3 separate regions of the Mus musculus genome follow, and regions 1 and 3 are each linked to region 2. A link is a loop called in an ENCODE intact Hi-C map of the cell type or tissue named here. Cell type or tissue: gastrocnemius. All regions are shown on one strand.

Region 1 (8,000 bases), 150 kb before region 2:
TGAGGCCAGGATTTCTGCATTTTGTTTGTATGTGTATGTGATTTCTCTGTCTCTCCATCCCATCTTATCCCCTAAGAATCTGCCCTGTTTCCTTCTGGACCCACAGTGCTGGGACAGTGTGTTTGCACAGAGCACGTAGGTTTCATTGACTGGAAGGCTGAACCGTAAATACTGGTGAATGCCCACTATGAGTGCAAGATTGTAGAAGCTCTATCACAGATTTCTAACAAAATTATAGACCATACCAAAAAAAAATTAACTCTGGCTTAGTGAAAAGGATGCCGCTAGGAGACACATAATGACATTCATGAGCTCTGCAGATACTCAGTAGAAAAGGAGAATCCAGCTGCTTCCCCAGGACATTGCCTAGCACAAGGCTTCCAAGGCCATAATTTTTTGCAGAAAGAATCTGCTGTGTAGCCCAGGCTAGCCTCAAGTAACAAGTGCTAGGGTTATAGCTTTGTGCCATTATATCCAGCTCCGTACTCTGTGTGTGTGTGTGTGTGTGTGTGTGTGAGAGAGAGAGAGAGAGAGAGAGAGAGAGAATAATATGTCAGAAAAATCCCCAACCTTATGTATTATGATGTATTGTTTTTCTACTTTATCAAGTTTTAGTTTTTCTCTGAAGTTATTTACATTTTTTGTTGTTAAAATTTACATGAAACTTTTTTCTTTGTTTTGTTGTTGTTTTGTTTTGTTGTTTAGAGACATGTTCTCTGTATAGCCCTGGCTGTCCTGGAGCTCACTCTGTAGACCAGGCTGGCCTCAAACTCAGAAATCCGCCTGCCTCTGCCTCCCAAGTGCTGGGATTAAAGGTGTGTGCCACCACTATTACCCTGCACAAATGCTTTCTATAATTACTCTAGAGTAGTGTCACCTTTTATCCTTGGGTATGTATGTAGTGCATGTGGCTGTGGGTGTGTGGATGGAAACCAGAGGTCAGCTTCGAGTGTCATTCTTTGGAGCTGTGCACCTTGCTTCGTGAAACAGGTTTGCCCATGGGGACCTGAGGCTTGCTGATTAGCCAAGGAGCCTTGGGTATCTGCCTGCCTCTGCCTCCCCAGAGCTGGGATTACATGGGTGCTGAGGATTGAACACAGTCCTCATACCTGCAGGACAAACCCTTTACCAGCTATCCCCCCCAGCTCCTACACCTTGTCACCTTTAAAAAGTGATTTATTTTTAATTATATGTATGCCTGTCTTTAGGTATGTACATGTGAGTTCAGTTGTCTGCAGGGGCCATAGAGGACATCTGATCGACTGGAACTGGAGTTATAGGTGGTTGTGAGGTAGAGCCTGCATTTGGGTGCGCAATAAGAACCGTATGTGTTCCTAACCTCTAAGCCATCTATCCGGCCTCTGTATGTGGTTGACCTCTGATATGGAAGCCTAGGGGAAAGTAGCAGTGGTTGCTAGCCTGACACACCTACCTCATCCTAGAGGCCAGTTTTGTGGATTTCCCTATAACGGGAGAAGTTTGTTCTTTTTTAAAGAGCCGGGGGTCCAAATGAATGACTGAGTACTTTCCCAGCACGTGTGTGTGTGTGAGCATGTGTGGGCATACAAGTGTGTGTGCGCGCGTGCACACGCTGCCCCCATTGCAGCATTCTAGGGCTCCAAGATGTCATGCTCCAGAGAACACACTGACCTTTAAAGGCAGCTGGGCATTTTTGAGTTTGGTCTCTGCTCGCTCTCTCTCTCTCTCTTGCTCTCTCGCTCTCTCCTCTTTTTTTTTTTTTTTTTTGGTTTTTGAGACAGGGTTTCTCTCTGTAGCCCTGGCTGTCCTGGAACTCACTTTGTAGAGCAGGCTGGCCTCGAACTCAGAAATCTGCCTGCCTCTGCCTCCCGAGTGCTGGGATTAAAGGCGTGCACCACCACGCCTGGCTTTGGGCTCTGCTCTCTTGTTAGCTGAATAGCTGAAGATATACTCTGATATACTCTGCATAGCTGTAGAGGCCCTCCTCATCATAGTCTCGGTTCTCCGTGTTAGGGAGCTTGCCACACAAAACAATGACTTAGTTCAGTGCCCACTGCAATCCCAGTGCTTCGGAGGGAGGAAGAGACAGGTGAATCCCTGGGGCTCTCTGGCCAACCGGCCCAGCCCAGTCAGCCAAGCCTCCAGTCCCTGAGAGTGAGCTATCTCTCGATATAAGGCCTACAGTTCCCAGGGAATGACACTTGAGGTTGGCCTCTGGCTTCAACATTCACGTATGTGTTAAAACTCGCCACAGTGGCAAGGGAAGGTGTTTCTCTTGGAGCTGAAGTCACAGCTAGCTTTGAACCATCTTATGTGTGTATTGCAGGTGTTACAGCTGTGCCAGGGTTCGGGGGGGGGGGTGGTACAGGAGGACTGAGCAGGGGGAGATATCCCCAGTGTGAGTGTGACAGCTTTGAAGGGAAAGGGATCCTGGCAGTCGGGCGCCAAGGACACCACAGAGTCACACTGTACAGTAAACCTCACACAGAGATTTCCTGGGAAGGGCACAGGCCATGCTCTGTGACCATGAGGTCTGTTTTAGCTCTGAAGAGTTCTACACATCTGAGCTGGTGAGGTGGCGCCACGTGTAAAGGCACGTGCCACCAAGGCTGAAGGCTTAAATTCAAACCCCAGAACCTCTATGGTGGAGGGAGAGAGCTGGCTCCCTTGAGCTTTTCTCTGCCACCTCGGGTCTTATGCCCCCTGCCACGCACACAACTGAGGCGTGTAAAGAAATGTGTGTTTTAATGATGTGTTTCTAGCCATGCATGAAAACAAACAAAAGAAAACAATGCCGCCACCACCACCACTACCACCACCACCAACAAAACCCACTTAAAAAAAAAAAAACAACAAATGATGTTTAATAAGTACATGGCTATAAAGTCTGTCAAAAGTTTAGCCTATGCAATCAAACTTCATCTCAAAAAAAAAGAGAGAAAGAAAAATAAAAAAGATACAGTTTTCCTGTAGACAAATAGCCTGAATACACCATTATACTAAAAACAAGCACGCGACGGCCAACAGCAAGCAGTGAAATTAAGCATCTTAGTGCATGCCGAGAAGGGCTAGCCTGGTCTGTGTCAGAATGTTTAGGCCAGTCCGAGTTATATGGCAAAGCAAGGGGCAGCTCAGCATTCATAGAAACTTTGTCTCAAACAAACAACTAGAAACCCACAAAACAGAAAAGAAAATGTTATTCTAAAAGAACAAGATATATTTTTTATTTTAGTATAAACACAATATATGGGGTTTAAGAGTCTAGCTCATTGGTAAAGCTCTTACCTGGCCTATGTAAAACCCTAGGTTCAATCTATCTCTACCACAACAAACATAAATAACAAATAAAATGTGTATAAAACTAGGTAAGGTGCCTGGTGTGGTGGCACATGCCTTTAATCCCAGCACTTGGGAGGCAGAGGCAGGTAGATTTCTGAATTCGAGGCCAGCCTGGTCTACAGAGTGAGTTCCAGGACAGCCAGGGCTACACAGAGAAACCCTGTCTCAAAAAACCAAAAAACAACCAAACAAAACTAGGTAAAGCTATATATCTAAAATTTAACAGTAGTTATCTTTCCATGGTGGAACTTATTAAACATCATTTGTTGTTTTTTTTTTTTAAGTGGGTTTTGGTGGTGGTGGTGGTAGTGGTGGTGGTGGTGGTGGTGGCATTGTCTTCTTTTGTTTTGAGATAGGTTCTCTCTGTGTAGCCCTGGCTGTCCTAGAACTCCCTCTGTAGACCAGACTGGCCTCGACTCACAAAGATCCTCCTGCCTCTGCCTCCTGAGTGCTGGTATTAGAGGCATTCGTCATTACCACCTACTTTAAGATTTATTGTTTTAGTCGATGCATATAAATGTTTTGCCTGCATGCATGTATGTGCCTGATGCCCAAGGACGCCAGAAGAGGGTGCTAGATCCCCTGAGCCAGGGTGATGGTTAGGCATTCCTGCTCTTACAGCCTCTGACTGAAAATGACATTAGGATGTCTTCTCTGCTTGGTTCTAGGTCTCATTACTCCATCAAAAGGACATGCATATATCCATGGATGTGAAATTTCAAAAGACATGGTTCAAATTAGGAAGAGCCTGGGCTGGTGCCCACAGCATGACATTTTATTTGATAACTTTACAGTAACTGACCACCTTTATTTCTACGGTCAGGTGAGTTGGTGAACAGTGGGTCTGCGTCCACTCTTGGGAATGGTAAGAGAGACAGTGGGAATGTGTCCACTCTGAGGAACGGTAAGGGAGACAGTGGGTCTGTGTCCATCCTTAGGAATGGTAAGAGATGCAGTGGGTCTGCATCCATCCTTAGGAATGGTAAGAGAGAGGAAGTGGGTCTGGATCCATCCTTAAGAATGGTAAGAGAGGCGCTCTGTTTCATCTGCTTTAGTCTGGGGTTGGGTGGGGTCTTGTTTGTTTGTTTGTTCATTTGTTTGTTTTTTGAGACAGGGTTTCTCTGTGTAGCCCTGGCTGTCCTGGAACTCACTTTGTAGAGCAGGCTGCCCTCGAACTCAGAAATCTGCCTCCCGAGTGCTGGGATTAAAGGCGTGTGCCACCACGCCCGGTGGGTGGGGTCTTTTTAAGGGACCATATATATAAGTTTCTCCACATGCTGACACTAGATGTGGGAAGGCAGTTTCCTGTCTGATCCAGTTCTGTATACACTGACTGGGTATCCTGTAACTTAGACCTGATGCAACCTGTAGCTGGCTAACTCTCCCCATCAACCCAAGCATCCAGTCCCACAGGACCGTCTTCCACTTCAGATGCCACTTGCAAACTCAAGTCACTTCCATAGCTCACGCCCCAGGTTCAGTATTTTCTGTGACTGCTCACAAAACTGGGGAACATGAACTAATAGTGACTAGTTCATTGCAGAAATAAAAGATAGATAAATAGATAGATAGATAGATAGATAGATAGATAGATAGATAGATAGATAGATAGATAGATAGATAGGATGACTACAGTAACACTCAGATGAAGCAGATATAGCAAGGCCTTGGGAAGGGGTAAGTTGTCCACACTCCTTAGGAGGCAAACCCTCCCAGCTCTTCGAAGCATTTATCAACCCAGGAACCCCATATGGAGAAGCTTAGAAATGTTTGCACAAGTTTTATTATGTAAGCATGATGGATTAGTTATCAAGTTTTCCTGGAGGAGGGGAGTAGAGGTTCCGATCGTAGCTTAGTCTTTCCGATGACCAGTCCCAACTCCTAAAGCTACCCAACAGTGTGCTGAGAGTCACCTCATTAGAACAAAAGACACTCCATTCGTTTAGATAATTCTAGGGAATTAAGGATCTCTCTGTAGCAAAGAAAATCACGTATCAAAGTAAAGACCAAATATTAGGACAAAAGAGACTTCTAGAATATTTATCAATTTTTTGCATTCAAATTTTTAGTGTTTTTTTAAAAGATGTGTTTATTTATTTCATGTATATGAGTACACTGTAGCTGTACTCATGTGGTTGTTGGGAATTGAATTTTAGGACCTCTGCTCACTCCAGTCAACTCTGCTTGCTCAATCCCTGCTCTCTCTGGCCCAAAGATTTATTTATTATTATACATAAGTACATTGTAGCTGTCTTCAGAAGAGGGCATCAGATCTCATTATAGATGGTTGTGAGCCACCATGTGGTTGCTGGGATTTGAACTCAGGACCTTTGGAAGAGCAGTCAGTGTTCTTACCCGCTGAACCATCTCGCCAGCCCAATTTTTTAGTTTTTTAGTTTTTTTTTTTTTAAGATTTATTTATTTTATTTGAGTACACAGTTGCTGTCTTCAGACACACCAGAAGAGGGCATCAGATCTCATTATAGATAGTTGTGAACCACCATGTGGTTGCTGGGAATTGAACTCAGGACCTCTGGAAGAGCAGTCAGTGTTCTTAACTTCTGAGCCATCTCTCCAGCCCCAATTTTTAAGTTTTTATTGAGATAAAATACACATCACATAAATTTTGTCATCTCATTCTTGTCTGGTCTGTTTGTTTTGAGACAAGAGTCTCACTAGGTAGAACTTGGCTGGCCTGGAACTTGCTATGTATACCTGGCTGAACTCAAGTCACAGAGATCCACCTACCTCTGCCTCCTGAGTGATGAGCCTAATGGTGTACACTATCATGCCTAGTGATATTTTTTATTAAGTCTTTGAGAATTTCATTCAATGTATTTTGATCATATTCACTACCCAACTCCCTCCTCTCATTTCCACCCTCAATTCCCCACCTCCCCAACTTTTAGGTTTTTTCATGTTCCCTGTCCCCGCTCCCCCACAGGGTTCAGTCTGTGTTCTGCTTTCTTGGACGTAGGTCTGTCCTGGAGCAGGAGAGTTGTACGTATAAATGAGTAGTGATTCTGACAGCATGTACCAGACCAACACAAGCTCAATCCCGACAAAATCCCAACACAGACAGGGAGGTGGGCAGGAAGTCCCACTACTTGCTTTTCTTGACATCCTGACTTGGACCTGTCATGGAGACTTTCCTCTCTAGTTAGGTCTACTTAAAGTTCTTTGTACCTCTTGTGGTTGGGTGTCTATTTCTGTGTTTGGAAAGTCTTCTGCTGTAATTTCATTAAATAGTCTGTTTAGTGCATTTGATTTTATCTTTGTTCCTTCTTCTATACCATGAATTATTATGTTTGACCTTTTGAATATATCCCAGATTGCTTGGAAATTTCACTGGTGCTCCTTAATGCCTGTATTAGTCAGGGTTCTCTAGAGTCACAGAACTTATGGCTAGTCTCTAGATAGTAAAGGAATTTATTGATGACTTACAGTCGGCAGCCCAATTCCCAACAATTGTTCAGTCACAGCTGTGAATGGAAGTCCAAGGATCTAGCAGTTACTCAGTCTCACGCAGCAAGCAGGCGAAGGAGCAAGAGCTAGACTCCCTTCTTCCAATGTCCTTATATTGTCTCCAGCAGAAGGTGTAGCCCAGATTAAAGGTGTGTTCCACCACACCTTTAATCCCAGATGAAAGGCGTAGCCCAGATTAAAGGTGTGTTTCTTAAACTCGGAGATTCAATCTTCTGGAATCCATAGCCACTATGGCTCAAGATCTCCATATCAAGATCCAGATAAGGCTCTCCAAGCCTCCAGATAAGGGTTACTGGTGAGCCTTCCAATTCTGGATTGTAGTTCATTCCAAATATTGTCAAGTTGACAACCAGGAATAGCCACTACAATGCCTTAACTCCTTATCTGTCTGTTGCTATTATTGTCTCTACTTGGCCCTCCATCACAGGAATTTATCCTTTTATAGAGTATGAATATATAGGATATATATATTAATGATAGTATTTGTTGGGATTTGTATTTGATTGACTATCTCCTTGATTTCAAATATCTCTATTTGGTTCTCTTCCTCTTCCTCTTCCTTCCTTCCTTCCTTCCTTCCTTCCTTCCTTCCTTCCTTCCTTCCTTCCTTCCTTCCTTCCTTCCTTTCTTTCTTTCTTTCTTTCTTTCTTTCTTTCTTTCTTTCTTTCTTTCTTTCTTTCTTTCTTTGTTTTATTGTTACCAGATTGGCCTCCAACTCAGAGAGATCTGCCTGCCTCCCAAGGGTTCGGACTAAAGGCGTGCACCACCACTGCCCAATTCTAGTTATTATTTTTTTCTGATGTTTCGATCTCTTTACTGAATTTTTCTCCACATTTTGAAAGTTTCCTTCAGTTTACTGACTAGCTCATTCACGTTGGAGACTGTATTGTCAAGGTCTTGGGTAAGTTTTCTTAGTTCATGCATTTGTTTGTATCTTCTTGTTTGCTCATTAATTCTTTTAAAAAGTAAGACTGTGAATTTTCTCTCATACATTTCAGCTCTGTCTGTAGTTTTAGGTTCCCTTACAGGGGAGCTGGTTGATTGGGGAGGGTTATGGCTGGTGGTTGTATTTTATTCTTTGTTTTTCTTTGTTTTGTCTTATACACCTGTGGGAGCCTGGCTGTCTCTAAGTTTTGACTTTCCCTTCTTCTCCCTTCTTCCCAGTTAGTCTGGATGGTTTATTTTTGTGACTCTTC
Region 2 (8,000 bases):
TGGGGCTGGAGAAGACCAAGGGGAGCCTGGACTTTGGTGCTGATGCAGGTGAGTTCCCATGCAGGGGCTGAGTCTGGGGCTGCTCCCAGCACAGACAACTTATAGTTGGTTCTCTCCTACCATGTGAGTCCCAGGGTTCAAACTAAGTCAGGCTTGGAGGCAAACCATACCTCCCCATCTCCTTTACCGACTCAGTCATCTGCTGACTGGCCCTTACTGTTTTGTTTGTTTTGTTTTTGAGATGGGGTCTTATTATATAGCCCTGACGAGCCTGCAGTCCTGCCTTGTAGGATCACAAGCATGTGCTACGACACTTGCTTTTGGCCTGGCTTTCTGGCATATAACATCAGGCCATGTGAGGGTTACAGGGACCCTCACTGTGCCAAGTTGATACTCTTGCTTCCAGCTCCCCCACCAGTCCAGATTACATTCCTAGACGGCCTCAGTTTTCTTCCTGGGCTGAGTTATGAATGACCCCGCAGTAGGGTATGGACCATTCCACCGTCTCCTCTCATCCTCTGGTTCTGCCGCAGACTTTGTGGTGCTCGACGACACTCTCCATGTCCAGGCCACTTACATCTCTGGTGAATTGGTGTGGCAGGCAGAGGAAGCTGGGCCGTGACTGAGGGTCTTGGCTGGAAAGGACACTTGGAGAGGCCAGGCAGTCCACGGAGCTGGTCTCCAGGGAGCAAGCTGAGAGCCCTGCCCTATGTCTAAAACAGAACCTCAGTCATCACTCCTGGAGGGGAGGCAGTGGCTTGGATAAATACAGACAGTGGGACTTGCCTTGTCTGCGTCATGCTTTGAGCTATGCTTGTGTTCAGCGGGCTGCTGGTGTTTCTGCTGTTGCCCTGAGAGCTGGGATGGGGTTTAACTTGGGACCCGGAAGAGTTGGGTGCTGTACAGGAGCTTCTCTGTAGGTCAGATCTGTTTAGAGGCCTGTAGACCCCCAGGAAGGTGTTAGGGTTGGAAGTGGGTGGGAGAGTTTGAGGGGAAGTCCCTGGATGAAGCTGGAGACAGTGATGGGTGGCTGACCCTGAGCTAGATGGCAGATGGAGACCATAGCTCCAAGCTCTCCACTGCAAAGTTCAAATGTAACCATGCTGGCTTGGGGCCTGGGGTAATTTAGTAGTGAATGCTGGAATGGGTGCCCTAAGGGCCTCCAATTTGGGCCCAGGACTCCACCCACTGCTCCCTGACCTGCCAGACCTGCCTAGCACCATCTTAGGGAATCAAAAGTTCCATTCCCTGTGGCGGTGTTTTTCAAAGACCCCAAATGGCTTTGACAAGCCTTGCTTCATCACCATGTTTGGTGGCTCTGGCATTCCCTAGCTAGTGCTTGTGGGCAGCTCTGGGCCTTGTTGCTCTGTTTGTCCTGTTAGGCCCACCTGGGCAAGAGCACCCTAGCCTGCCGTCCTCCCTCCCGGGGAATGTGGTTTATCAGGCTTCCTGGAAACTTCACTGTACAAGCTTTGGGGATTCTTTGGACTCTAAGAATGGCTGCAATGTGTGAGTATGTGCCAGAGGTCAGAGGTCAGGTCTGGGAAATTTTGCATTTGGGTCCTGAGGTAGTTAGGTGAGTCTTTCCCCCTGTCATGTACATTATATCTTGGAATAGGAGGTTGCAAACAGATGTCCTAGGTCACTTGTATATAGGTCCCATTGAAGGAACTGATTTCAGGCCAAAGCTTGAAATAATATTTTAAAAAGGGAAGAAAGAAAATGAAAATATGCAGACAAAATAAGATGCTCTTGGGCCTCCCACTGTCTGAGAGCAACAGCCTGGGGAGAGTAACTTGGTAGGCAGGGGCACATGAGGACCAGCCACCACCCACTAGTCACTAGGTATGCTCTCAACCCAAGAAAGCCAGCATGCTGGCAACCTCGATGAGGAGAGAGGTAAGTAAGAGAACCTGGGTCTGTGCCATAGCCACACCCCTCCATGACTGACCAACTCTTGGAGTGTGACAAGCACAAAAGACAGGGGGAGCATGTGTCACGTGAGGCCAGTCTAGCAGGACTCAGCAGCCTGTAGAAACCTCCCACTGGTGGAAGGTCTCACTCTCAAACTCTTTATGAATGTTGACCAGGAGGGTCAAGGTGCAGTTCTGTAGTGGAGAGCTTGTCTGACATGCACGTAGTCCTGAGTTCTATTTCTAGTACAAAGCTGGCCCTGCTCTGCCCAGGTCCACTTTCAGTGGATTCATGCAGCTGCACTGGATAGGCAGTCAGGAGGGGCTCAGATGAGTGAGCTATGTGTTGTGGGGTTGCCCAGAAATGATGGAGCTAGCACTGGGAAGGTTGTGAGGCTGGAGAGACGGCCTCAGCAGAGGACAGAGTCAAGCAGGTCTGCCTGTTGGCAGAACAGCTGGGAGAAGGCTCAGGGGTTCGGGAATTGCAATTAGGAATTTGGATTATTATTTTTTTTAAAGTGGGCAGTGGTGGTACATATATTTAAACCCAACACTTGAGAGGCAGAGGCAGGCAGATTTCTGAATTTGAGGCCAGCCTGGTCTACAGAGTGAATTCCAGGACATCTAGGGCTACACAGAGAAACCTTGTTTCAAAATAAGACAAACAACAACAAACAAACAAAAAGATGGGGCTGGAGAGATGGCTCAGTGTTTAAGAGCACTTATTGTTTGTCCAGAGAACCTGTGTTCAAGCCCCTGCACCTATGTCAGTAGCTTGCTTAGGACTCGGGGTTTGGGTGCTCTGACTTTTCTGGCCCGTGAGGGCACCTGTACATCCCTACACACAGACATGCTCACATACGTATAATTAGAAATAATAAGAACAAATCTTTAAAGAGTATAAAGTTGCTCAGCATAGTTGTACATGCTGGTAATTCCCTTGGAAGGCAGAGGCAGGAGGACCAGGAGTTCAAGGCTCACCTTAGCTGTGTATCAAGTTGGAGGTCAGCCTAGGTAGCACAGTCTCAGCAAACTGAGATGTCTTGTGCAGCCAGGGCTTGCCTGCTTCCCCTTTCTCCGCCTTCAGGTGTGTACCACACAGCCATTGTATTTGGTGCTGAAGGTTGAGTTCAGTGTCTCATGATAAGCAAGCAGTCTCAACTGAGCTACATCCCCACACCCAAAATTTACCACTTTATCCACTTAAAAAATGATTTTAATATGCCTTTAATCTTAGCACTCAGGAGGCAGAGACAGAATCTCTGTGTTTGAGGGTAGCCTGATCTACTGAGTGAGTTTTAGGGCTATGTAGAGAGACCTTATCTCAAAAAAAGTTTTAAAAATTAAAAAAAAAAATGTATGTTCATTTATGTGCATCCGGGTGCCAAGGAGGCCAGGAGAAAATGTCAGGTCTCCAGGTGCCCAAGGAGGCCAGGACAGAATGTCAGGTCTCCTGGAGCGAGTGTTACAGAGGATCGATGCTGGGAGCTGAATTCAGGTCCTGTTGACCACAGAACTATCCGTTTCATCTGGTCTCTTAGCCAGTTAAAAGCTTTACCTATGTCCACATGTATATGTGTATAGGCATCTGTCACTGGAGGAGACTGGAAACATGGGTTATCCTGGGAGCTGCTGATAATAGATGTGAGGACTGAATTCGGGTCCTTTATTAAGAGCAGTGCTTTTAGCCTCTGAACCAGCCCTTCAACCCCTGTCACCACCACTCTCTTTTTATTTTATTTTGAGTGTGGATACTCAGCCTGCACTCATGTCTGAGCACCACATGGGTACTGTGAGAAGGCACTGCATCCCCCGGGGGACTGAAGTTAGATGGCTATTAGCTGCCATGTGGGTGTTGGGAATTGAACCAGGGTCCTCTGGAAGAGTAGACAACAAGTACTCTTAACCACTGCGCCATCTCCAGCCCCACTTTAACCACTCTTAATTGTAACGTTCTGTAGCTATATGCATTCACCACACCATTATCTCCAGAACTTTTACTTTCCAAACATACTCTGTCACTGGCATTAGTCCCCTACTGCAATCACAAGCTTGCCCTTGTTGATGGCTCAGAGCTGGAGGGCTATTCACAGAAAGTTGTGCCAATTACTTCAGCCTGGGGTTTCTGGGGCACAGTTGCCGCCCCAGCCTTAGGTGATTTTGGTACGGCATCAGACGTGCCTGTGGTATGGGTGTGGATTGGGGGACAGCCACTCCCTGAGGTTAGCTGAGTCACTGTAGTGGTAGTGTGCAGAACAAGTTGGGGAGCAGTACAAGTGCTCCCAAGACACCTGGTGGAGGCGGACAGTTATACCCAGTGTGTCCGGGAGGAAAAGGCTTGGGTACTGCAGAAAGTATGGGTGCCATCTGGCGGCGGGCGCTGTGTAGCAGCCTGCGAGGTTCAGTTGAACTCAGGTTTGAGACCCGCGCGCCAAAGGACCCAACCGTGTCCTTTTACCTCCAGTGTCATGGCAACATGGTGTTCCTAAGACCCGCTGATGATTCCTGAGCAGGGGTCCAGGTCATCCGTGGCAGAAATTACTCCTAGTTTGGAGTCGGGTGTGGCCAGCGACATTAACCACCCAGGCAGGCTCCAGCAGGATGGAGGAGTGGCTCACCCCAGCGGGTGGGTACAGCAGGGTTCCACGGTGGTCACGCCCACCGCCGGAGGCTCCCCCACTCCCCCTCCCAAGGTCCAATCACAACAACCGCGGTCCAAGGCGGTCCCACAGAGCTGTGGGACCGGTGAAACCCTTGGACTTAGCTAAAGGAACAAACATAGGCAGAGTCCATTTGTAAGCTTGAGTCAGCACGCCTGTAGCATCAAGCAGGACCTGCGGTACCCCTGAATCCTTCCTTCATTTCAGGGTCCCTTGGCCGGCCAGCTGGAGTGCCCGGGTGGCATTTGTAAGGAAAGGGTACCATGAGTTCCAAGACAGCCAGGGCTATACAGAGAAACCCTGTCTCGAAAAACCAAAAAAAAAAAAAAAAAAAAAGGAAAGTGTACCACGAGGGGCTCCACAGGGACCTGTCTTTTCCCCATGATAATAGCCAGGGTGTCGTGCTTGTTTTAATGACCCAGATTGCAACTTACTTTTAATGGTTTTTGTAAAAAAGAACACACTTTAAGTGGAGAGTTTTCCAGGTGGGGCCGCTTGTCTGGGGAGATGCAGCAGACCTGGCAGGCAGACATCTCCGTGGGAGGAGCTGAGGTCTACAGCCCATCTCTGTAGCAACAAACTTTTAGACCTCTCAACGACTGGGACGTTTGCTTTTTTTTTTTTTTGATTGGGGGATGGGGGACAGAGCCTTATTTAGCACAGCACAGACTTAAGCTTGCTGTGTATCTGAGACTATCCTTGAACTGGGATCCTTCTGCCTCTGGATTTGAAGACACAGGCTACTACACTCATTTGTCGCTGCACCTTGACACAGCCGGCAGAAACCTGAGCCTAACTGTAGGTCTGGGCCACTTTTGTGCTCCTAACTCCAAAACATCTTGAGGTAATGTTTTGGGGGTAATTTGTTACATAGCAGAAAGTATTTAACAGTCCAGATGTGCCACATCGGTAGAAGTTTCTAATCTCTGAACCCCAGTTTCCTCACTCCTACATGAGGATTAGTTAGGACAGAGAAACAGGGTGAACCATGTGCAGCTAGTGTTGTGTGCACACCAGACATCTTCCAGCCCCTTCTAAGATGGTTCCCATCATCCTCTTGCCCTCCCATGACCTCACAATGTTCCCCTCAAGCTACTTCATACTTAGCTTCAAGATACTCTGTAGACCCAAGGGATTCTGGGAAGGGAAAGACAGTCCCCCTCCCTCAACTTGGGTACCAGTGAGCTGAACCAGGCCAGGTAAGACCGTCTCCCCTCCTGTTCGTTGCCCTGAGGTGGGCAGCCAGACTCTTCCCACACAGGTGCTCTGTCTTTACAGAGGTAAGAGGAGTTACCTGGTTAAGGCTAGCTCAGGTCTTTCCCTGCATGAAGATCCTGGAGACAGAATCGCCCTCCAGCCTTCTGCTTCCTTCCTCTGCTCTAGTCACCTGCACGGTTACCTTTAAAACATTTGTGTGTGGGGGTGGCAGGAGAGGTATGTCTGTGTGTGTGTGGGGGGGTAGTACACGTGTTTGTGGAGTATGTGCACATGAGTACAGGTATAGGCCAGAGGTGTTGGATCTCCCTAGAGGTAGAGCTACAGACAGTTGTGAGCTGTCTGATTGGGTGCTGGGAACTGAACTTGGGTCCTCCACAAGATGGACTCGGGAATTAACTTAGGTTCTCGTGTTTGCAAAGGAAGCATTTTTTCCAACTAAACCATTTCCTGGTGCCTCAGGCTTTCATTTTGATTTTAACTTTATATCAATTTACTGGGAACTGAACTTGTAGAGGTAGATCGAGTGCCTAACTCTGTTCAAGTTCCTAAGTTTGATTCCCAACATCACACTGTGCATAAAAACTTTATATAAACTAAAACCAAAAAAACCACAACTTTTGAAAAACAGGCTTTGGGCTGGAGAGATGGCTCAGCGGTTAAGAGCATCGACTGCTCTTCCAGAGGTCCTGAGTTCAATTCCCAGCAACCACATGGTGACTCACAACCACCTGTAATGGAATCTGATGCCTTCTTCTGGCATGTCTGAAGACAGTGACACTGTACTCACATAACATTAAAAAAGATCTTTAAATACATACATACATACATACATACATACATACATACATACATACATACATATATACATACCAGGTCTTACAGGCCTTTAATCCTAGTATTCAGGAAGATCTCTATGAGTTTAAGCCTAGCCTGGCATACATAATGAGTTCTAGGCTGATCAAGGCTGGATATTAAATTTCTACCTTAAAAAGAGAAGTGCCTTGGTGTGAGAAGTAGCCGTAGGTTCCCTTGTGAGGTGTCTGGGTGACATAACTCAAGGTCAACATGATCAGCAGGTGCCTTCACACTACTTCAGCCATCTTGCCTGTCCTTCACGCCTGTATTGGAGGAAAAATCTCCACTGTATTTTTTCTCCCCTTTGGCAGGGTTTCACTCTGTGACCAAGGTTGGCCTTGAACTTGAGATCCTCCTACCTTACTCATCAGTGTGTTAAAGCTAGAGGCGTGCCACCGAATCTCACTTTTGCCATGCTAGAGAATGAACCTTGGGCCTCATTCAACTCGGCCAAGCACTCTGTCTCCGAGCAGTTTTTCCCAGCAACACGCCTCACTTTCTGTGGATCTTTAAAAAGTATTTTACATGTAGTTATGTATGTATGTGTGGCACGTGTGCCGCAGCCTGTATGTGGTGGTTAGAGGACAATTAGGTCCCAGGCACTGAACTCAGGCAGGTCACCAAGCTTGGCAGCAAGTACATTTACCTGCAGAGCCATTTGCTAGCCATTGTTGGATTTAAATTTATTAACTTGCTTCTTTTTTATTATTTTGAAAAAAACAAAAACAAAAACCTGGGTTTGACTTTTTGAAACAGGGTTTCACTGTGTGACCCTGACTGGTCACGGTGACTGGTCACTCACTTCATAGACCAGGCTGGCCTGAGTTTGACAGATCTGCCTGCCTCCACTTCCCAGGTGTTGGTTTAAATGCATGTGCCTCCTCCACACCTGGCATGGCGGGCTTCTCCGACTTTACTCTTTCTCTGTTAGAACTTTGATCTGTTTCTTGTAAGTGCATATAAATGTCCAGGATCAACAGGAGGTTGTTTATATGTGTGTATGTATGCATTTACATGTGTATGTACATACATGTGGAGACCTAAAGTTGACACTGGGTATCTTCTTTGAGTTCCTGATTCTATTTAGGCAGGCTCTTTAAAATGAATTTAGAGATTATTAAATAGGCTAGTATAGCTAGCTAGCTCCAAGAATCTTCTGTCTTTACCTCTTGAGTGTTGACTGAGTACCTACCTAGCTTCTAAGTGGGTTCATGCCTATGAGGTAATGTTCCTATCCCTGAGTCATTTCCTCTTCCTTGTTTTATCTTTTTAGTTTAGTAGTACAATGATTTTTTAAAAAGATTTATTTATTTTATGTATATGAGTACACTGTAGCGGTACAGATGGTTGTGAG
Region 3 (8,000 bases), 240 kb before region 2:
AGTCGTACAGGTGAGCAAACACCTGTTCCCTCCCCCTCCCTCCCTCCCTCCCCCTCCCTCCCTCCCTCTTGGCTGTTCTGTTCCCAGGTGCACAGACTCCTTCTGTGCTTTCTCCCTGCTGTAATGCTGGCTTTTCCTGTTCGTCCCCACAGCTGCCTTTGAACTCAAGGTCTTAAAACTTTTGGTGCGTTATTATTCTGCCTCCTCTGACCATGGTTTCCTCAAGAAGAAAAAAATTGCTTAAGCATATATTTTACTTCCAGTTATTAGCACTGTACCAGCTAAACAAGCATTTTAGAAATGTCCAGTAACCACGGCAATGGTCTGGCACTCTAAGGATATGAGAGTTAACCCTCACACTTCCAGCGTAGAAGCATAAATCTCGTGGGGTGACCCACGCCTCAGAGAACTTACTAGCTCTGTGTGGCCTGGGTGTGGATGATTGTCACACAGAGGCCATGGCTTCCTGAAGATGCTGGTGCCTGTAAAACTCATATCTGAATTCTGGCTCCGAGCCCCTACCCTCTGCCCTCATCTCTGTGCTCTGACAGTGCTCCAGAGCAGAACCCTTTAACATCATCTCCCATAAAGGTCTGGGACGGACGGAAGCCCACACCTACTGACCGAAGGAAGACTTCCTCCATGGTGGTGACCGAGGCCCCGAAGCTTGCGATGCCCAACTCCTTCTGCTTCTTTTCCAGTTTAGCAAACAGACTTTCAAACCTGAAAGAAGACCAGGGCAATAAGGCTTTCTCGGGCACCTTCCAAATAATTTGTTCCTAAATAATTGCCTCTGTACGCAAGGAGGAAAAGACAGGTTAGAATGATATTGCAATGACATTTTTCCTTCTTTAAAAATGAATCTCCAGGCTGGGCGTGGTGGCACACACCTTTAATCCCAGCACTCGGGAGGCAGAGGCAAGAGGATTTCTGAGTTTGAGGCCAGCCTGGTCTACAAAGTGAGTTTGAAAAACCAAAAACCAAAAAAAAAAAAAAAAAAAAAGAAAGAAAGAAAAGAAAAAAGAATCAAAAATATATTTGGAGATTAAGTCTGAGGCGGCGACTGTGTTCTCTTAGTGAACTGCAGCTACACTTCCATCCTGAGTGCTTAGTTTTCTTAGAGCAGTTTTAGGTTCACAGAAAAACTTAGAGGAGAGGAGAGGGGTGACTATGTCATCCTGCTCATCTTTCCACCTCTGAGACCAGAAAAGAACTACGAACAACCGAGAACCAAGCAAACTAGCAAGCATGAGCTCACACAACTAACCTCTGCCAGCTACTAGTTGGGTAGGGTGGGGACACTGAGATGACACTGTAAGGAACCACAGTGGAAAAGATGTGATGCACAGCACACAGGAACCAGGCAGCCATAAGAAGCTCCGACGGAACAGGTGATATGAAGATAGTCCTGGGCCAAAGCTTGCTAGTTATTAACATCCAAAAACATATAACAGAGCCAAAGACACCACCCAGACGTAGCGCCCCAAGTCAACTTGTGGTGAAACCATTCTGTCTCTAGCTGGCAGAATGGAGAAGGTGGCAATCAAGTATCTGCCCACCTACTCAATGAACACTGAAGCTGGGATGCGGTGGCGCACACCTTTAATCCCAGCACTCAGGAGGCAGGGGCAGGCAGATCTCTGAGTTCGAGGACAGCTGACTCTACAGAGTGAGTTCCAGGATAGTCAGGGCTACACAGAGAAACCTTGCTTTGAAAAACTAACTAACTAACTAACTAACTAACTAACTAACTAGTAAATAGCAACAAAAACTTACTCAAAGCAAGCAACCATGACAAAAGTACATGTTCTCTGCGGGGTGTGGTGGCACACACTTTTGACCCCAGCACTAGGAGGCAGAGGCAGGCAGATCTCTGAGTTTGAGGCCAACCTGGCCTATAGATGAGTTCCAGGACAGCCAGAGATACATAATGAGACCCTGTCTTATTCTCCTACCACCCCCTGAAAAGTTGCATGCTCTTATCCTGATGACAGGAAGGGAAGCAAGCTGCTTCTTCCGGGAGATCTGGCTGCTTGTGCAGGGACAGTCACTGATGGCAGACACGCGGGCTCCCTAAAATGGTATGACTGACACGGCTTTTTTGAAAATATGAAATGAGTGCGTAATAGTGGTGTTTTAAACCATGCTGCACCCAAGCCATAGGACACCATGTTACTGCAAATCGTAATCACTGGGCCAGAGAGAGGGCTCAGAAGAGCAACTGCTACTCTGGCAGAGGGTCTGGGTTCAGCCCCCAGCGCCCTCTTCTGGCCTTCAGGAGCACTGCAGACATGTAACGCTTAGACACACTCTGGCAAATCACTCATACACAGGAGGGAAACGTAAAATCATTACATGGGTTGGAGGGTGTTGCTTGGGGGTGGAGTGCATGAGGCTCTGGGTTTGAACCTCTGTTACAAAAAACCATTAGAAACCTCTTCAAAACCTTACATAATCATATTTGATGTGCTGGCTAGTTTTATGTCAACTTCTAAGAGGAGGGGACCTCAATTAAGAAAATTCCTTCATAAGATCAGGCTGCAGGCAAGCCTGTAAGGCATTTTCTTAATGATTGATTGATGTGAGAAGGCCCAGTCATTGTGGGTGGGGTCATCTCAGATGGTGGTCTTGGGCTCTATAAGGAAGTAGGCTGAGCGGAACACTAACCAGCACCCCTCCGCCTTTGCATCAGCTCCTGCCTCCAGGTTCCTGCCCTGACTTCCTCCAGGGAGGAACAGTCATGGTAGTGTAAGCAAAACAAACCCTTTTCTCTCTAACTCGCTCTTGGTCATGGTGTTTCATCAAAGCGATAGTAAGGCAGACATTGGTTTAAGGATTGTGGGGTATTGATTGCCGAGAGAGACCTGACAGTGTGCTTTTGAGAGAATCGTGGACTTTGCAACTTTGGGTTAGAACATCCATTATATGTTCAAATTTTGGTGAGCTGTTCTGTGGCAGCTAGAAAGGTGTTAATAGAAATGCAGAGGATGGAGGCCTGGGTTGTAAAGTTCTAGGGAAAGTCTAAGTCACCTTATTGAGGTTACTGCAGATTTTTCAGTTAGTTTGTGGTCCTAGTTACTGTAGATGGTGAATCAGCTGTGCTTAACAAGATACCAGAGTAGCTAATATGAAACCTTTGCTTTGCTGGGATAATCAATGCTATTCAGCTGGAGTTGAGAAATTAACTGGGATTAAGACCAGCATCATTAAGGTGAAATCTTCTGGGAAGTGTTTCCTCAGAGTCAGCACACAGCAGCTGTATTCCAGAGGTGCCCTCGTCAGGTACCTCATTCTGGGAGCCACACTTGGTCATGTGAGGAGACCCCCCAGGTGGTACTGGTATGAAGGCATGGAGGAGTCATGAAGAGCAGCTGAGGCTTGGCACTGTGTGGCAGAGCTAGAATTCTTGAAGAGAGCCCAGGAAAGCCTATTGGTGCAGCCCACCTGCAGCAGAGACCCCAGCATTTTGGAGATGCCAGTACCATGGGATGAACACCAAGGACAGCAGCTGTTGAGTGGAGTCAGCCTGAGACCAGGAGACAATCTGTGTGTGCTGTAGAGGGCGCCAGAGAAGCGGCCCAAGTCTGAGGATCCCAGAAAATCATCAGTGAATCAGACATTGGACACTGTCTTATTTACACAGATGGAGTCTGCTTTTGCTTTAATTTGGTTGTGACTAAGAAAGTACTTAACTTTTTTTTTAAATGCAGGAGTCCACAGTTGAGAGATTTCAAGTTTTGAAAGAGATTTGGAGTTTTATAGAGATTTTAGACTTTTTGTTTATTTGAGACAGGGTTTCTCTGTGGAGTCCTCGCTGTCCTGGAACTTGCTCTGTAGACCAGGCTGGCCTGAACTCAGAGATCTGCCAGCCTCTGTCTCAAGTGCTGGGACTAAAGGAGTGTGGCGCCATCACTGCCCGTCTGAGACTGAGATTTTGAAACCTTGGAATTTTTAAAGTCTGGGACTTTTTAAGTTTGCAAAATGTTTTATGTGGTTGAAGAAAGAGAGGAGAGGAGAGGAGGAGAGGGAGGAGGAAAAGGAAGAGGAGGAAGAAGAGGAGGAGGAGGAGAGGAGCAAGGGAATGGGTGAATTGACTGCTTCTAATCCTGAGACAGAGAAGTTCTGAACACTCACAATTTGTCTGCAAATGCATGGTAGCTCCACAAATAACTGTTTGTACTTCTACATATGTTTTAAAGAATGTATTTACTTGTTTTTGGAGGGAGGTTGAATAGGGTCTGATGCAGCCTAGGCTGACTTTGAACTCACGATGTAGTTGAGGATGACCTTGAAATGATCCTCTTGCCTCTGTCTCCCAAGTGCTAGGATCACAGGTATGCACCACCATGCTTGGCAAGAACTTTTATATATATTCAAGCTGGTGTTAGAAGGGAGACCTTGTGTGGGTATGAATGCAGACAAGAAGTGGATGTTTTTTTAGCCTGTCTGATGTATATCTGTCCTCCTCAGGTACCAGCAATCTCTCTCTGCTGTAGTAAGTAATAAGCAATTTCTGCCCATGTAGGGCGGTGAGCTGTGCACAGACAGCCTGGTCCCCGTCAAGAACAGGCCTGGAACCCCAGTGACCCTAAGGGACAGAAGGTGTTCGGTGTCGCCTCACAGCCTCCCCCTGCAAAGAGTGGCCATCAGTCATGTGGGCAATGCCCCAAGCTTCTGGTATTGTCTGGACTCCACCCCCACAGTTACCTGGCAACAGTCAGGTATGCTCCTCCCCACAGTTAATGCAAGAGCCAGGTAGCCCAGCCCACTATAAAAGGAGCTGCTTGCCCCCTCCTTGCTCTCTTACTCTCTTACCTCTTATTCTCTTGCTCTTTCCCTCTCCCCCTTCCTTTCCTCCTTCTTTCCACATGGCCATAGCTAGCCTCTCCGTCCCCACTCTCTCCCTATCTCTGCCTTTCTACAATAAACACCTTAAAACCATGGACTACCTCTTCTCATCGGGACCCGCTGTGCTGGAGCAATGGAGCAGGTCTCCCTCTACGGAGCTGAGTATCTAACCTCTCACCTGGAAGCCTCCCTGTGCTCTAGCCACCGTCTCCACCACTCGCAGCAAACCTGCCCAGGGATGCCCTCCCTGCGGTAACCTGCTAGAACTCTTCTTCTACCCTTTTCCCTTTGGTCCTGTACTGGCTAGTTTTGTGTCAACTTGACACAGCTGGAGTTATCACAGAGAAAGGAGCATCAGTTGGGGAAATGCTTCCACGAGATCCAGCTGGAAGGCATTTTCTCAATTAGTGATCAAGGAGGGAAGGGCCCCTTTTGGGTGGTACCATCTTTGGGCTGGTAGTCTTGGGTTCTATAAGAAAGCAAGCTGAGCAAGCCAGTGGAAGCAAGCCAGTAATGAACATCCCTCCATGGCCTCTGCATCAGCTCCTGCTTTCTGACCTGCCTGAGTTGCAGTCCTGACTTCCTTTGGTGATGAACAGCAGTATGGAAGTGTAAGCTGAATAAACCCTTTCCTCCCCAACTTGCTTCTTGGTCATCATGTCTGTGCAGGAATAGAAACCCTGACTAAGACAGGTCCCCAGGCCAGAGTTTGCCTGAGGGTCCCCACTGAGACATACAGCGGTGTGTGCGATGTCTGAGAGTGAGAACCTGTTGTCCCTGGCCTCCGTGGGCCCAGGGACCCGAGAACTGGCTCTTCTGAGGTGCCCAGCGGTTTGTGGTGCCTGACTCCAGCAGTTCCACGGGTACCCCAGACTGTGCCCTTTCCTCACCCCCAGAGCAGGATCCCAAGGCTTCTCACATCCCTATACCTGCCTGGCAATTCTGTGGGGTTTGCAGCACAAACTTCCCGAGTCCACCTCGCCCAGCGGCCCTACCCCTGAGCAGATGTGGGACTCCAGTTTTGTCCCACAAGCCCAGTTGGTGCTTAACCCTGCCACTGCCCATCCCCGACCTAAAGATTGAGAGGTGCTCAGTAGTTATAACAGAGAGGGTCTAGAGCCCTCACAGCCACGGGGCCTTCCCGGATCTGGATCTGTGGCTCTCTAGGATACATACCTGTGCGTGCTCTCCTTGGGAAGAATAAAGGACAGCTCAGCCCCAGCATGGCTCTCCAGCATGGCATTGGGGACATGGTGGTGCACCAGCTGAGAGATTCCTTCAGGATTGCAGTGCGGTTCTTTTACCAGCGTCATGTGGTAGCCAGCTCCTGTAACACGTGGACCAAGCATTAGGCTCACCGGAGGTCCCACTTCTTCTGCCACGCCACACAGAATCACGGGGAAGTATCTGCACAATGGGTGCAAATGGGCCAGAGCAGATGCTTCTCGGGCTCTTCCATGCAGCGCTGAGTGTTACCTCCCACAACCTACTGGGGGAATAGTGCTGGGGACTGTTCACTGAATGTAGCCAGGCACACCTAATAGAGGCCAGAGACCGCTCGAGGATAGAAGCACAGCAATAGTCTAAGCATGTGAGTGTGTGTGCACTGGAGGGTTCATGCTGAACATGGCTGCAGGGAAGGAAGGGACACAGCGGGAGCTGTGGGACTGCACTGCGAATACTGAGCTCTATCTGGCTTCTCGTCCAACAATGCTTTGCAGGAAACGGCTTGCTCTTATTCCCTTCAGAGACAAGGGTGTTGGACCCAGGGAAATCAATGGCCTGGCTAACTGGGCAGACAGGCAAGAAGCTGCAAGCAGAACTCTTGAGGCCCTAGTAGAGATGGATACCACTCCTTCTTGATCAAGGTACCCCAGTATCTTCACTAGATACATGGCCACCGGGGACGATGGGGCCCCTGTCTAACCTGCTCTGGTTCTGCTGGGTATCTCTAGGGTATGTGCATGGTGCAGGAGAGAGGTGAGATGGGAACCACGGGGCCTTCTGAGGGTAGGAGCCAGGGATTTAATGCTAGACCAGGCAGCGACAACAGCAAACCAGGCACTCCACACAGCGACCTATTAGACTGGGCTGTGCAGTGAAGATCGCTCTCAGCGCTCCATGTAGGAAAGCAATGGTAAGCACTTCCAGGACTCCTGTCTACTCCCACAGGCTCCTGATCTTGGTAGCCCTGATGTGGCTTAGCGAGAGCCCCACCACACAAGATTCCTGCTTTACCATTCCTACAAACCTCTGTGGGACAAGAGAGAAAGCTAGAGCTTGCCCTGCCCAGTTACTGTCGACCCTTCCTTCCCAGAGGGCATTGGCCCCGTCATGAGGCTGACTGGACTCCTGCTGCCCACTGCTCACCGTATTTCTGCTTGAGAAATAGTGAAGACCCGCAGCACTGGAGCTCCCCCTTGGCCAAGATGGCGATGCGGTCTCCCAGCAGGTCAGCTTCGTCCATGAAGTGAGTGGTCAGCAGGACGGTGCGGTCACTCTTCTGCTGCTGGAGAAGGTCCCAGATGGCCCTTCTGGACACTGCATCCATGCCTGAGGTGGGCTCATCTAACATCAGCACCTGGAGGGGAGAGGTGAATGAAGTCGTGTGACAGTGACAGAGCTGTATCTCAGGCTCAGGATGGCTGTGCTATGTGGCCTTCTGCAGCTTCATTAGATAAGCTGTCTTCTAATCAAGAAAATTTAGATAAGCTGTGTCGCCACCCAGGGTTTGTCCTTGTGTGGGAGCCTGCCTTGGCTGCATCGAGAGGCCAGGCCCCTGCCCTATACCTTAGAGCCCGCTATGAGGGCGATGCCAATGGAGAGCTTGCGCTTCATGCCCCCACTCAGGAACTTGGACCGTAAGTCACGCTTGTCCTCCAGGCTGAGGATGTGTAGCATCTGCTTGACTTCCTCAGGACACTTCTGGAGAGAGAGGCCTTTCAGCTGGAAGGCAGGAATGAGAGGCTGTGAGGCAGGCGGGATGGATAGGCACTAAACCATACTGCACTTCTCTGGCTCAAGAGATGTCTTCCCTTGGCATTCCTGGACTCTGCTTATCTCTCCACAATTACCCTTGCTTTTTTTAGAATAGCTCCTCAAAACAGACCGATGTGAGGCTAATGGCATACTGGGGCATTCACAGACCCCCT

The links. Peaks named below come from ENCODE experiments on the same cell type or tissue, not always from the same donor. Only the 100,000 strongest peaks of a DNase experiment are listed, where the experiment ranks them.
Region 1: it touches region 2 in a loop (4-fold over the local background); 7 of 42 quality-filtered maps call a loop at or near these places.
Region 3: a loop joins it to region 2, with 11 times the contacts of the local background. A loop is called at or near these places in 11 of 42 quality-filtered maps.

The regions. Positions count from the first base shown.
Region 1 is chr17:24,303,587-24,311,586 of GRCm38, reverse strand. It overlaps Abca17 (ATP-binding cassette, sub-family A (ABC1), member 17), which reads left to right. Exons shown (of 31, transcript NM_001031621.3): 13 at 3,987-4,141. Among named protein-coding and RNA genes, the nearest start is that of Abca17, 43 kb to the left of the region's middle. In gastrocnemius, a CTCF peak has its summit at 3,883 (motif pointing right); a DNase peak (open chromatin) is centred at 3,891.
Region 2 is chr17:24,148,619-24,156,618 of GRCm38, reverse strand. Amdhd2 (amidohydrolase domain containing 2) reads left to right here. Exons shown (of 11, transcript NM_172935.4): 10 at 1-48; 11 at 534-786. The coding sequence ends at 622. It also overlaps a transcript of Pdpk1 not described here. Among named protein-coding and RNA genes, the nearest start is that of Pdpk1, 11 kb to the right of the region's middle. In gastrocnemius, a CTCF peak has its summit at 4,273 (motif pointing left); DNase peaks (open chromatin) are centred at 4,284 and 4,527; H3K4me3 peaks cover 934 bases; H3K27ac peaks cover 822 bases.
Region 3 is chr17:24,385,611-24,393,610 of GRCm38, reverse strand. It overlaps Abca3 (ATP-binding cassette, sub-family A (ABC1), member 3), which reads right to left. Exons shown (of 33, transcript NM_013855.3): 16 at 7,639-7,794; 17 at 7,219-7,429; 18 at 6,025-6,175; 19 at 625-723. Among named protein-coding and RNA genes, the nearest start is that of D330041H03Rik, 25 kb to the left of the region's middle. In gastrocnemius, CTCF peaks have their summits at 2,271 (motif pointing left) and 3,557 (motif pointing right); DNase peaks (open chromatin) are centred at 2,253 and 3,535.